Linked DNA regions of Homo sapiens: region 1 is linked to region 2. The links are chromatin loops, found by intact Hi-C in ENCODE. Cell type or tissue: heart right ventricle. All regions are shown on one strand.

Region 1 (2,500 bases), 88 kb before region 2:
ACCCAGCCTATATAGCCCTCCTGTTACCTTTTTGGGAGAGTGACTTGTGCCCCACTTTCACACATACCTTTATCTGCCTGAGCATACTAATCTGCTGTTACTGCTCTTAACCAACAGCCATTGTTTGGGTTTATTCCAGGCAGGGGCCAGGTCTCATTCATTCCATGTCTCTCCCCAGGTCCCAGTGTTTGGGAGCTGCCCTGCCCCCATGCTACCCCATACCCAGTCCTTCACTGGGCCTGGCTTAGGGGTTCTCCCATCTTCAGTACCCCAGGGCAGACTCTTTCCTGCTTCGAGGGTGTGGCTGGGACATTGACTCTCCGGGTGATGTCTGCCCCCATCCACCGGAAATACTAGTCCCAAGCCTAGGGGTGGTCCTGCATGGGACCTGGCCCTTGGCTTCCTCTGTCCGTGGATCCTGGAGGTCATAAGAAGGGCTTCTTCCCTGTGTTTTGTTTCTGTGCCTCAGTTTCACCATCTGTGAGATGGGGCTACTCCTGCCTGTACCTCCCATGGCGCTTATGCGCAATTGACATGTTAAGAACACACCGTATGCCCGACGCTTGGCTCATGGCAGGTGCTTGGAGAAGTGACCATCGCTGTAATAGTTCTCCCCTGCTCTTCTGGCCCCCAGCCGCACCTTGAGGCTGCAGGTCTCGGGGTTTTGGCTCAGCCTGAAGGTGGCCAAGAGCATGGCTCTGCTCTTGGTGGGCCGGGCTCTGGGCTGTAGGCGGAGGCAGCTCTAGGTTCCAGCTTGAGCCCACCTACATACCTGCTGTCTTTCTCCGGGGGCTGGGGAGGGGGAGTGATGCTGGCCTGCCACGCCCTCCTCTCTCTGCTGCAGCCCGGGAGCCTGGGCACCTCCGCCCTGCGAGGAGATCTTGGCAAAGGCTGCGTCAAATTTTTGTTGGCAGCCACATTTCCCAGGGCTTGGGGTCACCTCCTTTTGGCCAATCTGGTTTGGGGTCACTGGGGACAGTTTCAGTATGGTGATGGTGACTTCTGCGGCCTGTCCGCCTAGTCCTTGCCAAATACTGAGTGGCTGCCCCAATGCAGCTGAGTCACAGCAGGGGCTCGCCCGCGTGCCAGCCTGTGAACACCCATTTGCCAGCACACACGCAGTTTAGCCTGGTGCAGGGGGCACCCAAACCCACGCAAATTCTGCCCCTGCCCTCCGCCACAGCCCCCATGAAGCCACCTTCAGGAGCCCCTCCGCCCCCCACCTCCCTGTACCCGGCTGGCCTGGGCTGCCCTCCAGGCCTCCTGTGAGTGGACCCTGGTGGTCCCAGGCTGCGGGCTGGTGGGCCTGGCCGAGGCACAATGTCTGCCTTCACACCGAGGGCCGGGGTGGGGGCCCGGAGGTCCAGCCTATTGATGGAGCGGCCACCGAGCCCTGCGCCACATGTTCCTGTTTTCCTAATAAGTCCCCAGTTGTGAGTGGGGAGGAGGCGGGGAGGCCCCGGGGCAGCCCAGAAATAATCACATGATTGTGAAACACAAGAATCCTAGAAAGGGTATCTCCGAGCGCCTCTATCTCACCCTCCCTCCTCCTCCTCCTCCTCCTTCCCTCGCTGGCTGCACTAGCTCTGAGGTAATTGTAGACAACCCAACCAGCTTCCAGGGTGAGGGAAGGCATCTCAGGGCTGGCAGTGTCGGCTGGGCTGGTGGGGAGCGGTGCCCACGTCGCTGGGCCCTGGGGGAGCGAGGCCTGCGCGCCTGCCGGGGAGCAGGCTTCAGTGGACCCGGCGCATTTGCTAAAATCGAAACTTGGCTGGCTTGCTGGGGCCGCTGTGGGGGTATTGAGGCTCCTCTGTGTTTTTTTCCAGCGTGGGGAGGGCCTGCAGGGGGCCCCGGGCCTCCCTCCCCCGTGCTGAGGATCAGCATGCTGGACTGGGCTGGGCAGGTGCCCGCTGCTCCGGGAAGCCTCTATTTATAATCTGTGTTTTTTTGTTTTTTAAAAAAATTCCTCCTCTTCGCCATCACCCTGCAGAAGAAGGCTGAAGCTGCACATCGGATTCTGGAAGGCCTGGGGCCCCAGGTGGAGCTGGTGAGCTGGGGTACAGGGTCAGGGGCTCAGGGGAGGGCGGGGGTGGCTGGAGAGGTGGGCAGGGAGGCGGGAGGGTGCGGCGGAGGAGGAAGTCATCTATTACCAAGCGCTGCCCAGGCGGCGTCCGCGGAGGAAGCAGGAAACCCACCTTCCTGATGAGAGGACGGCAGATAGCGGGTGGGCGGGCCTGGCTGGGCTGGGTGGGGGTGGGGAGTCTTGGCAGCGAGCGCCTCCGGGGCCACCTGCGCACTCCTGTGCATACCGTGAAGCCCGGCCGCTCGGGCTGTGAGGAGAGTCACACATCCGTAGGCCGGTGCGCTTGCTCCAGCTGAGCGCGGAGAGCCGGTTCTCTGGGTCACACAATCTCGGTCCACTCCCAGGTGCACCGCTTCATGGCGGTGTGACCCTGAGCGGGTCTGTTACCCTCCCTGTGCTTCAGTTTCCTCATCTGTA
Region 2 (2,500 bases):
GGTTGGGGAAAAGCCACAGGTTCAACATGTTTTTGGTGGCTCATCTCCCATCAGCCAAGGGTCCAGGGCTCAGGATCACAGGTGATCACCTTGGATCACAGGTGCAGAGGTTCCCCTTGCAAATTCCTCTCCAGCTGGGGTGGCCTGGAGGACCCCAGTGTCGTCCTGTTTGGGTGTTGATGTCTCTGAGGTGTGTTCTTTCCTTTCTGGCCTCTGTCTTTGCTCCTGGCCTGGGTGACCCCACATCCCTGAGAATGCCACCTTTTACCCATTTTCAGCACAGATGCTTTGGGCCTCAAGGCCTCCAGCCCAGAACCAAAGATGGCTACCCAAGTTAGGGCCAATCTCGGTTGGCAGAGGGCAGACCCGCGGAGACTGCGTCCTGCTCACATCTGGATGGCTGGAGGAATTGTTTTCTGGTGGGGCAGGCAGGCCATTTTATTTCAACTACAGTGTGGTCTGTTTTCTCCCCTCCCAAGTCCCTTGGAATGGTCCTGGGCAGAGCAAGCGAGGGAGGAAAATCAGACCCGCAGGGTCATGCGGGGCCCTTGTCTCTGCCCTGGGGTTCACCCTGGGCCATGTTAAAGGGGGAAGTCCTAGGACATTCCCTAGGAACTGAGGTTCACCCGGATCTCTATAGGTTCCACAAAACAAAATCTCAGGGTCCCCAGGAACCACTGCCAACAGGAACCGCGCCCATGCGTGTGAGAAGTGGACGGCCTGACCCTGACCCTGTGATGAGCAAAGGCCTGGCCTGCGGGTTTCTGAGGGCACCAAATCCCTGAGCTTCTTGCCCGACAGTCCCAGCTTGGAAAACAGTGTTCATGGTGTGGCTGGGTCTGCCCTGGAGGCAGGCAGCCAGGGCCATTGTGCCTGGATAGCGGGGTCAGGGCAGACGGCTCCCCGCCCCGCTCCTGCTGGCTGTGGGGACAGAGTCATAGAAACACATGTTTCTGCCTTCGCCGGGGGACCGCTGAGGTCATGGGGCAGCCCCATTGATAAGCTGCCTCCCAGAGTCTGTATTTTGGGTCCATGTGGCTGGCCCCGGACTGGGGAGCCGGGGGATCAGCTTGCATCCTGTCCGTCCCCAGAACACTCAGGCTAGGCCTGAGGCCCCGCAGGGCACTTGCAGCCTCCCGTCCTCTCCCCTGCAGCCCCGCCCAGGGCCGTGTCCTCCCTCCCCGAGCTGGGCCTGGCGTACGTCCACCCCTTGCCCAGTGTCCAGCACACAGCCCCCGGGTGCAGGAGTCCTCGGCTGGGAGTCAGGACACCTGGTTTGTCCCGCCCTGTGCGACTAGGCCCAGGCCCCCGCCCTTGGGGCCTGCTTTGCCCTCTCAGTGAACGAGGCTGGACTCTGGCCAGCCTGCTGACCTCGTCCTGGCCGGCAGCCCGCCACCCCTCCCTCTGCCGGCCACGACTGCGCAGGGCCGGGCGGACGCTGGAGGACGCGGACGAGATGCGTCAGAGTAGGCCCTGGCAGCCAGGGCCTCCCGGGAAGGGCTGGTGGGACGGGCGGGCCCCCCAGGCGACCCCTGCTCCTGGCTGCCCGCCCAGTATCATCCCTCCTGCCTGGCAGCCCCAGTGGGGGAGCTCTGTGTTCCTGGATGGACGCAAGATGACTCTCATCTGGCCCCCCGCCCCGGTGACTTTGGGAGAGAGAAAATCACATTCTCCTTCGGCCCGCTGGCACTTTCTTCGAGGTGGCTCTGCCTGGGTGTTTTCTTGGCAGACGACCAGAGATAGTGGCTTCAATTGCAAAACCCCGAGCCTGCCTGCCTTCCCCTCTCTTACTCTTCAGAGAAGGTGCCTGGGTGCTTTTTTGGCAGGGCCTGGCCTTGGGAGTCCCCTCCCCCAAGCCTCAGTTTTCTCATCTGTAAGGTGGGCGTGGATGGCTTATTGCAAGAATAACTCAGTTAATGACGGGCCACAGTGGGCGCTCAGAGATTAGCTGCCCTCCTTTGGATCTGCTTTGGGACACCCCCTAGAGGTCACCCCAAGAGGGGGCTGGAGTGCAGCTCCTTCAGCTGTCCCTCTGGCATTTTGGAAGATCATAACAGCAATTTCACCTTTGTTACTTTATTCTGCAAGTGACTGATGGCACCAGCATGCGCCAGGCGCCGGGGGCGCTGGAAACTGCACAGACAAGGCCCTGACTCCAGGCACTTACATTCTAGTGAGGGCATGGAGAAGGAAACCATTGTTTACGGGATGAGTGGGTGATGGGCAGATGGGGCATGGGGAGCAGGGGAGAGTGGGCTGGTCAGGCAGGGAGGGCCTCTGGGGAGGTGACATTGGAGGGCAATGAGAGCCTTAGTGTGAGGGAAAGCCAGACCCCCTGGGAACCACCAGTGCAAAGGCCCTGTGGCCGCATGAGCGTATGTCCAGTGGACAGCAGAGAGGCCTATAGCAGGGTGTAGAGTGGAGTGAGCAGCCCAGGGCAGAGAGGGCGGAGAGGTCAGAGAGGTGGGCAGGCCCCACGGGTGGAAGTGACGGGTCAGGG

Evidence for each region. Hi-C counts contacts between places; a loop is a spot of excess contacts. Peaks named below come from ENCODE experiments on the same cell type or tissue, not always from the same donor. Only the 100,000 strongest peaks of a DNase experiment are listed, where the experiment ranks them.
Region 1: it touches region 2 in a loop (2.2-fold over the local background); 7 of 110 quality-filtered maps call a loop at or near these places.

The regions. Positions count from the first base shown.
Region 1 is chr12:124,456,653-124,459,152 of GRCh38, reverse strand. It overlaps NCOR2 (nuclear receptor corepressor 2), which reads left to right. Exons shown (of 49, transcript NM_006312.6): 8 at 1,991-2,047. Among named protein-coding and RNA genes, the nearest start is that of NCOR2, 110 kb to the left of the region's middle. RefSeq lists silencers at 2,067-2,126, 2,157-2,286. In heart right ventricle, no CTCF peak of the experiment used is centred here; DNase peaks (open chromatin) are centred at 1,032 and 1,512; H3K4me3 peaks cover 1,314 bases; H3K27ac peaks cover 2,315 bases.
Region 2 is chr12:124,368,490-124,370,989 of GRCh38, reverse strand. The region is part of intron 22 of NCOR2 (nuclear receptor corepressor 2); the gene reads left to right. Among named protein-coding and RNA genes, the nearest start is that of MIR6880, 32 kb to the right of the region's middle. RefSeq lists an enhancer at 1,404-1,905. In heart right ventricle, CTCF peaks have their summits at 1,222 and 1,421 (motif pointing left); a DNase peak (open chromatin) is centred at 1,309; H3K27ac peaks cover 2,500 bases.